Regions from separate parts of the Homo sapiens genome. Here region 2 is linked to region 1. A link is a loop called in an ENCODE intact Hi-C map of the cell type or tissue named here. Cell type or tissue: psoas muscle. All regions are shown on one strand.

Region 1 (5,000 bases):
GTCCTACATCCCCAAGGAACTGAATTTTGTCAACAACCAATGAATATGGAAGAGGACCCTAAGGCTCATATGAGAGCACAGCCCTAGCCAACACTTGGGTTTTAGCTGGGCAAGACCCTTAGCGGAGGACCCAGCTAACCCACCCAGACTCCTGCCCTGTGGAAACTGAGATCAGAAATCTGTGTTGTTTTAAGCTGCTAAGTATGTGGTAATTTGCAATGCAGCAAAAGAAAACAAATGTATATGTGAAAGGAGTTTATGTACACAGGGTTGATTGGCTCCATGGGGAGTCTAACAACCACACCCCACAGTTAAATCACAGAATTGTGCTGAACCTGAGCCAAGGTCCCGAGTATGGTGTACCCATCATCACTGCTCAGCCCCAGCCTCACCATGATCCAAGCAGCAGGTGGGACAGGGTCACTCTCGTTTCCTCCTATGAAATGGCACACTTAAGATCTGGGGGAAGTGAGCCACAGTATAAGACACACAGGATAGGGAGAACTGATTTTCTGAGCTCATAGCTAGTATGAGACAGTTGATACTTAGTATAAGGCTGAGATGGTAGAGAAGACCGTCAGGATTCCCACTCTCTGGTGCCAGACCGGTCGTCACCTGGCCAAATAGAACTTTGGTCCCTAAGATACTGAACATGCAAATCTCAATGGACACTGAAGTATCATTTTTCAGAAGGGCCTCTTAGAAGAAGGAAGGAAAGGGAAGCAAGGTGGAAGGAGAGAAAAAAAGGAGAATTTAATTCAGTAAACAAATATTTATGGTGCCCATTATGTGCACAATTCTGTTCTAGGCTCCCGAAATACATCAGTGACTAAAACAAACAGAATCCCATGCACTCCAGGGAAAAAATATAGAGAAATCAATAAAACAAAAATTTAAAAATACATAGTATGTAATGATTGTAAAGCAAGGGAGGAGTTGGAAGGGATATTGGTGTTCAACTTAAAAGAGTCAGATAAGACTCCCTTAGAAGGTCACATTTGGATACAAAACTAAAGGTGCTAACGAGTGAAGCCTGTGGATACCTGAGGAAATCATGTTCCAGGCAGACAAAATGCAAGTGCACAAGTCTTGAGTCAGGAGAGGGTCTGGCCTTTCTGAGGGATAATAAGATGGCCAGCATGGCTGGAGGGAAGTGAGGAAGGAGAAAAGAGGAAATGATGGGTTCAGAGAGTTTAAGGGCCTGTGGGTTACTTTGACTTTTACTTGCATAATGTGGCAGCCACTGAGGGTTCTAAACAGAGGAATGACATGATCAGTCTTAGGTTTTCAGTAATTTGATTGGGCACCTGTGATGAGAGCAGACCATCGGAAGGGAAGGGCGGAAACAGGGAGATGGGTTAGGAAGCCATTGTAGTGGTCCGGGTGAGAGATGAGGTTTGCTTGGACCAAGGTGATGGAAGTGGAGAGAAGTGCTCCAATTCTGAATGACTTATGGAGATACAGCCAATAGCATTTGCTCTGATTGGATTTAAGGTGTGAGAGAAAAAGCAGCCAAGGATAATGCCAAGGTTTTTAGCCTGGGCAACTAGAATTTACAGTTGCTATATTTTGCTATGAGGAAGCCTGGAGGAGCTGGTTTGGAGAGGAATCTTGGAGTGCAGTTGGGGTGTATTAAGTCTGAGAAGCCTATTAGACATCCAGTGGTGCAGAGTAAACAGTTGGATGTTCTACTGTGGTGTTTAGGGAAGGATTAGGGCTGAAGACATAAATGTAATATCCAAAACATGAAACTGAATGAGATAAAAAAGAGAGTGCATGTAGATAGAGAAGTCCAAGTGTAAATCCTGGGGCACTCCAAGATTAAAGTGTCAGGGAGAGGAGGAAGAACAAGCAAAAGAACAGCCAATGAGAAAGGAGAAAAACCAAGAGTGTGATGTCCTGGAATCCAAGGAAAGAAAGTGTTTCAATCATGCGAAAGTGATCAACAGGATCAAATGCTGCTGATAGGTTGAGCCGAGGCTGAGAGATGATGTTGGATTTAACAGCATGTCACTGGGGACCTTGACACAAGTCATTTCAGTGGAGTGATGGGGATGAAAGCCTGGTTCAAGTAGATTAAAAAGAGATTTGGAAGAGAGAAATTAGCGGTGGCAGGTATGGGCAACTCTTTAAAGAACTTGGCAATAAAGGGAAGCAGAGAAATGGGTGAAAGCTGAAGAGGAAAATGATGGGAGAAATTAGAGCATGTTTGTATATTGATGGGAATTATCTAGTAGAACAAGGGAAATGATAAGAAAGGATATTCATTTGTACAAGAAAATAGCAGAAAACAATGTAACCTACTTGATAAAAGATTTTATGTAATAAAAGTTTTTATTGTAATATATAAGACAGATTTTTTTACTGAAACATAATAAACACCCATGAACCCACCATCCACCCCAAGAGCTGGACCACTACCGGTAACATCTATGTGCTCCTCCCTCTCTACTCTTACCTCTGTTTTAGAAGAAAGCAACTTTCCTGAATTGTGTTATTATCGTTTCCCTGTAAAATTATATTCTCTTGACTGTATCCTGTTATTTATTGTATCCTGTTATTTATTGACTGATAGATCAAGGATAATCTAACCTACGCCTCTCAACCTGGCCTCCTACAGACAGACATCAAATCACCTCAGTCAGACAGTGCTATGAAATTCCTCCCTTGTGTTTAACCTGCTACTCTAAAATTCTATTTTATTTCATCTTCCATCTCCAGCTGTTAGTGCTTTGTCTGAAAAACCTGTTCTTCTGCACAAAGATCATTATTATTCATTCCTGTCAGTATTATTTACTCAGCATGAAAGCAGGAAGAGATTGGCACACCTTCATCTCATGTGCATACAACAGAACAGACTCCAGTGGCCAGAGCATTCTTGTTATCCTGGAAGATGCACCTGCAGCCCTCAAGCCTCCAGCCTCCCCCTCCCAACCTAAGGCACACTCTGTTGGTCAGGTGCCTGTACCAACACCTGGTAGCCCCTCCACAGAGGCCTCAGAAAGATAGGTGATAGCTAGTGACTAGGTTTCTTTCATCCCCAGATCTTGCCCTGTGGGCAGTGGCCGTCCCCAGACCATCCAGGATTCTCCAGGTGTGCAAGGACCTGCAGGATTTTGACAAATGCCAGCAGAGTGGCCTCTTTACAAATGGATGACAACAGGCTGTGAAAAGCTTTCTGCATGCATAAGCCAAAAATCTAGTTCCCCCACTTGTTCACTGATGCTTAAAATTGCTTTAGGGAGAGACAAAGGCTTTCATCTCACAACCAGAGAAAGCTCTGAAGACCCTGGGTGAATTAATTGATTTAGACTAATACACACTGTAGTATAAATGGACTGAAGGATTACATGATGCAATGAGCAGCTTTCATATGGGTGTGAAGTGACACGGGGTGTAGCAGAGAAAGATGGGGCTTTTCTTGCCTCTTTGGGTGCTTAAAAAGAACAGTCTTGAGGCCAGGTGCGGTGGCTCACACCTGTAATCCCAGTGCTTTGGGTGACCAAGGGGGGGTGGATCACTTGAGCCCAGGGGTTCAAGACCAGCCTGGGCAACACGGCAAAACCCTGTTTATAAAAATATAAAAATTAGCCTGGTGTGGTGGCACACACCTGTAGTCTCAGCTACTTGGGAGGCTGAGGTGGGAGGATTGCTTAGACCTAGGAGATTGAGGCTGCAGTGAGTCATGATTACCCCATTGCATTCCAACCTGGGCAACAGAGTGAGACTCTGTCTCAAAACAAAGCAAAGCAAAACAAAACAAAACAAAAACAACAGTCTTGAAATCAGAAGACCTGGAGACAAGTTGGGCCCTGGGCCCTACTGCCAGCTGTTTGATCACAGGCAAAATTACTCGAAGCCTTGAGCCTGTTTTCTAAAACGAAGGTAATATCTACCTTCAGAGTTTACTGTGAAACTTTGATGTCATCATGTTTGTAAAAGTGCCCTGGCACAGTGACCACATTCTACCCTATAAATATTTTCTATCTTTCCCTGTTGTCCCCAGGCATCTCAGGCTCTGTTCCTATCCACTCCATGCCCCTTTCTTAGCATTATAAGGTCAAGAGTGAGGAATCTGGGACCACGCAACCCAGATTCAGATCCTGACTCTGTCACTTGCTGACTGTCATCTTGGACAAGTTTAACCTCTCTGTGCTCAGTTCCCTCATCTGTAAAAATGGGGATAACAATAGTACTTGCCTCATGGGGTGACAGTAAGGATGAAATGAGTTCATGTGTGTAATGCACTTAGAACAATTCCTGGCACCAAAAACGCATTGTAAGAGGTGTTGTTGCTATGATTCCTGAGGAATTCTCACCTGTCCACTTTCCACAAGCCGAAAGATCAAGCTCCACTTCTGCCCTCTCACCTACAAAAGCGCACCGTCAATGGCTACACATTCCGCCCCACCCCCAACGCCCCCAGCCCGGGTTTCCTAACGTCCCCAGCCCAGTCCTTAACCCTCCAGGCCGTCTGGTCCTTCCACCACCAGCAAAGCCCAAAACAGCTTTCAGCGTCCCCTAGCAGCGCCCTAGCGGGACCCTGGGAACCCGCCGCTGCAGGAGAGGCGGGGCGGCTCTGTGACGTCGCGCCCGGCGCTACCCCTGGTGACCTGGCAGCGGAGCCCGCGCAGGGTTTGCCAGGCGAAGGCGGAGCGCTAACGTCTAACGCTAACGGCGGTCGTGCCCCGCCGCTGCTGTCACCCCCGGCCGCTGCTGCCCTCCCCGCCGAGGTTCTACTGCTCTCCTTCTTAAGAAGGGTGGGAGGCACTCGGTCTCTCCCCACACCTCTCGCCTGAGGCCAGGCGCCAGGTGTCGCCTGAAGCCAGACAGCCGGTTTGGGAGCGAGCCTGAGGTAGCCACCCCGAGGGGAAGTGGAGGGAGGGCAGGGCTCTGAGCGCCCCGAGGGCTGCGCTGGTCTGAGGGAGGAGCCCTGCCGGACGCCCCCTGGATTCTGAGCCTCTCCTTGTTCACAGGGCAAGGGGAGGGCAAGGGGAAGG
Region 2 (5,000 bases), 240 kb after region 1:
ACCAACATGGAGCAAAAAGAACAACTAAGTTGGCTACAGCTCAGCGTTTTATCTCACTGGGTCGGCTGACTGCCTACTATGACATAAGGCTCAAGCCTTAACTAACCAAACTCAGCTATTTGTTGCCTTAGTATACTCTTAAGGAAATTAGTGACATTTAGCATGAGTGACTCCATATTGGCTTGGTCTGCTGGATGCAGGAGAGGAGCCTGATTCAAATCAATGGCCCCTACAAATGTTACTGAAGAGTTCTAAGGAGGGTTCCTGAGGTGGCTGTGGCCATGAGGGCCCGCTTGAGGCTGAAGATGGGAAGCACACACATTCTTATATTCTCCATTCTCTGCAGTTGGTGTTTGCTTATTCCTGGGCTGGCCACCACCTTTTGTAATTGCTGTAGCTTTTTGCTTTATTTTTCAAATTATGTTATTAAAAATTAACTATGCACTCTTTGACCCAGCCATTCCACTTCTGTGTATTTTACCCAAGAGAAATGAAGATATACATCCACACAAAGACTTGTAGAATGTTCACAGCAGCCTATTCACCATAGTCAAGACCTGAACACAAGTCAAATGCCCACCAATTGGAGAATGAATAAAAAAATTAATACTTTTATACAGTAGAGTATTATTTATTAATAAAAAGGAAGGAATACATGCAGCAATATTATGTTAAGTGACAGAAGCCAGACTCAAAATAGTACATGCTGTGTGACTTTTCTACAGGATGTTTGAGATCAGATAAAACTAATGTATGGTAATAAAAGTCAGCACAGTCACTGGGTGAGGGTGGGGTTGACCGGAAAGCAACCCCAGGATATTTCTTGGTGCAATGAAATGTCCTCTAGCTTGTTCGAGATGGTGGCTGTGCAGGTTGTGAAACTGCCAAAACCCATTAAACACAACATGTAAGATCTGTAAACAGAAATTATTATAAGGTTAAAATTAACTACAAAAGGAATATGTGCTTGGTATAAAACACGAAACAATCCAAAAATGAATAGAGAAAAAGTTAACAACCCACTCACCCTCTTTGGACTTCCCTGAGGCAATTGCTATTACTGTTGTTTGTGTACAGAACTGAAGGCCTGTTACTATCCTGCAAAAACTCTTGTTACTATTCAAGCATCACGCCTGTAATCCTAACACTTTGGGAGGCCAAGGTGGGAGAATCACTTGAAGCCAGGGGTTCAAGACCAGCCTGGGCAAAACAGTCTCTACAGATTTTTTAAAAAATATATTAGCCAGGCATGGCAGCATGCAGCTGTAGTCCTAGCTGCTTAGGAGGCTGAAGCAAGAGTACGGCTTGAGCCCAGGAGTTTGAACCTGGGTGACAGAGTGAGATTCTGTCTCTAAAAACAAAAACAAAATGAAATTGATATTGAAACTTTCAGTTCAAATTTAGGCTTGTAACATTTTATGTAGCTTCTTTGGTCTCAATAAAAAAATAATTTGAAAACAAGAAAGATTCTAAGAAGATAATTAGATAAGTGAAATAATGACATTCAATAGGTTTGAAATATAAAGTTAGAAACACCTTCCAAAAATTAGATTAAAATGATGAATAAATGGAAAATAACATAAAAGATAAAAGGTTTAGAAAATCAACCCATAAAAGATGAAAGGTTTAGAAAATCCACCCATGAATCAACCCAACATTGAACAATAAGTGAAGTCGCATATATTCTAGTTGACTTCCAGTTACTGTATGAAACTTTTTTCATTTATTAGACATGTAGGGAATAGACTGACCACTGAACTGAGACACTCTCAGACAATCACAGCGTTCAATCACAGACAATTGCAGACATTCTCAGACAATCACAGTGTTGTGCCTTCTTAGCTACGGCCCCAGACTCCACCACAGCAGGTGGGAAGTTCAGCCAGTTCCATTTCAGACTTGAAGGGCCAGGACACCCAGATGGCAAAGACTGGCCTCATGCCCACTAAGGATGAGTTGCGAAGCAGACATTCATGAGAAAGGGAAAGGAGAGATGCTGACAACCACATCCACACAGCTCTTGGACAAGGAAACTAGGATGCAAATAACAACAGCATCTTGGAAAAAGGTGGTGCTGCACTTGAAAGGAAGACAGGAACCCACTTTTAAATATTTTATTCCCAATGAAACATGAGACAATGAAACAGGAGCACTTGTTAACTCAAAGAAGGACTGAAAATATGCCCCCTTCCTCAAAACTCTTTTTTAGAAGCCACTGGAGCACGCAATCCAGAAAAAAAAAAAAAAGAAAAAAAAAACAGAACAAACAAAGGAACAGCAAGATCTGGATGCAGGAGCCGTGGGGGCGGGTACTGGTACAGGACACGGGCTACAGTCAGTCTCAGGATGCCTGCAGGCTGGGCAGCCAGAGGTCCTGTGCAGCAAGGCAGAGGTGCTGGGGCACAGTGGGGTTGACAGAGTCTGCAAGATGAGGCACCTTATAAAGGATATGGCCATGTACTTGACAGGTCTAATGCAGCATTTTGAAAAAATAAATAAAGATCAGTGCACCAAAATGAAGCAAATTTTAAAATGAGGTCATCACTAACTCTAAGCGAAACAAAAAGTTGGACTAGGAAAAAACCCCACCATATACTACTATTGCGTTTGCAGTGTGGTACATAGTCTTAATAGACTACTAATGTATAATAGATTGTAAAATTTATCAATATTTTACTACATCCGTACTGGGAGATTGGAGGGTTGGGGAGAAAGGGAAAATGCAGAGAAGGGGGCTGGCACAAGGAATAAATCTTCATCTGTCCTGACAAACACTCCGCAGAGCATATCAGAAATTACTCATTGGGCAATAGCTGTGCAAGCGTATTATTTGGAAGCACTTATTAATGTGTTTGGTATTTCCACTCTTGTTGGATGTGTGCAGCAGGCCCACTTCAGGTGCAGAAGGGGAGGTCCATTGTCTCATCCTTGTACACCTAGCACCACCAGGGTGTCTGCAGAAGGCAGGGCTTAGTGAGCTAATGAACAGGCAAACACATACACGTCCTTGGATATCCCTCTGCCACATTCAGGGAGCAGGGGTCTGTGTGTAGGGAACCTGCTCCTAAGGCAGTTGGCTGTTGTCTACCCCACCCCCCCACACACACACCTAGGCTGGACTTACCCTCTCAGGCCCCAAAGGTCAGGCCAGGTAGGGCTGGGACAGCCTCCCTAGCAGGGCCTGATGGCTAAGGAAGCAGGGATGTAGGCTGAGAAAGAGAAGGAGGGAGACACGGGGGTTGCAGGCTCTGATTTCAGGTCCATGCTGGGGCCCTGATGGCTCATGCTAGAGATGGGTATCATGCTTGCAAAGTTCTACAGGAAACGGGAACATGGGCACCGTGTCCCTGGGCTGCCTGGGTCCTCCCTGCCAAGTCCAGTTCTGCTTAGACTCACACGCGGCCATCTCTCCATTTATAGGGTTACTCCAGTGAGTTCAATTACAGCACTGATTCCCTGTGCTGAGGGCTCAGGACAGGCAAAGAGCTGCCCTTGACTTCCGGGATTCTTAGGTTCCCCATGGCACTGATACTGTGGACTTGTGAAATTTCATTTCTGATAAGATTGCATAAATCCCAATGAGGTCACTGTATTAGTCTGTTCTCGCATTGTATAAAGAACTACCTGAGACTGGGTAACTTATAAGAAAAGAAGTTTTAATTGGCTCATGGTTCCACAGGAAGCATAGCTGGGAGGGCCTCAGGAAACTTTCAATCATGGTGGAAGGCAAAGGGAAAGCAGGCACATCTTACATGGCCAGAGAAGGAAGAAGAGGAGAGAGAGGCGGGAGGTGACACACACTTTTAAACAACCAGATATGAGAACTCACTATACCAAGAGCAACAGTGGGGATCTGGCCACACGATCCAATCACCCCGCACCAGGCCTTTCCTCCAACATTGGGGATTACAATTTGAGGTGAGATTTGGGCGGGGACACAAATCCAAACCATATCAGTCACCTTCTAATGAAATGCTTTTTAATGAGGTCGAGAGCTTTGCAATTGGTGCAGAGGGCATACACCTGGGAGAGTTTTTTCTATAAGGGTTTTTCGCTGAAGCTTCCTGAAAGTATTGGTGTCTTTATGTTGTAATGGGTGGGCCACTGAGTTCAACCAACATTTAAACAAGCACTTGCTATGTATTGGCCTGGATGAAAAAGGCAGGGTCCCTGTGCTCCAGAAGTTCAGAGTCAGGGAAGGGAGATGGATGTGTCCAATCCATTCATTCTCTTGATAAATGTGTACTGAGCACCTAGGATATGTTGGACACTGTCCCAGACACTGAGATATAGCAAAGAACAAAATTTCAAAAAAACACCACATAGGACTTACCTGACTGGGAACAGACAATAAGCATAATAAAGATGGGAATTATCAGCTATATGAAATGGAGAAAAATAAAGTAGGGGAGAGGAGAGGGAGAGTTGAGGGAGGTTGCATTTTAAACAGAGTGGTGAGGGAAGCTTCATGATAGAGTGATAACTGAGCGGAAACCTACTGAAGGAAAGTGAGTCAAGTACACCCAGGGGAAGGGCACACCAGGGGGAGGAGCATCTGGTGGGAAGGGCACACCTGGATGAAAAGTACAACTGGGGGAATGGTGTACCTGGGGAGTGAGTGTACCTCAGGAAAGGGTGCAACTGGGGAGAGGGAGCACCTGGGGGAAGGGTACACATGGCAAGTTGGTACACCTGGGAGAAGGTTCACCTGGGGAGTAGGTGCACTTGGGGAGACGGTACATCTGTGGAGAGGGCACAGCTGGGGGAAGAGTACACCTGGGGAGGGGGTGCACCTGGGGAGTGGGTGCCTCTAGGAAGAGGGTGCACCTGGGGGAAGGGTGCACCTAAGGAGTGGGTATACTTGGGGAAATGGTGCACTTGGGGGAAGGGTACACCTGGGGAGAGGGTGCACCTGGTGGAAGGGTATACCTGAGGAGTGGGTGCACCTGGGGAGAGGGTGTACCTAGGGAGTGGGTACACTTGGAGAAAGGGTGTTCCTG

The links. Hi-C counts contacts between places; a loop is a spot of excess contacts. Peaks named below come from ENCODE experiments on the same cell type or tissue, not always from the same donor. Only the 100,000 strongest peaks of a DNase experiment are listed, where the experiment ranks them.
Region 2: it touches region 1 in a loop (4-fold over the local background); 8 of 110 quality-filtered maps call a loop at or near these places.

The regions. Positions count from the first base shown.
Region 1 is chr3:125,964,546-125,969,545 of GRCh38, forward strand. ROPN1B (rhophilin associated tail protein 1B) reads left to right here and starts at 4,633. Exons shown (of 7, transcript NM_001308313.2): 1 at 4,633-4,855. It also overlaps the pseudogene ALG1L1P. In psoas muscle, no CTCF peak of the experiment used is centred here; no DNase peak of the experiment used is centred here; H3K4me3 peaks cover 195 bases.
Region 2 is chr3:126,200,564-126,205,563 of GRCh38, forward strand. All of the region lies in intron 1 of ALDH1L1-AS2 (ALDH1L1 antisense RNA 2), which reads left to right. Among named protein-coding and RNA genes, the nearest start is that of ALDH1L1, 22 kb to the left of the region's middle. In psoas muscle, no CTCF peak of the experiment used is centred here; no DNase peak of the experiment used is centred here.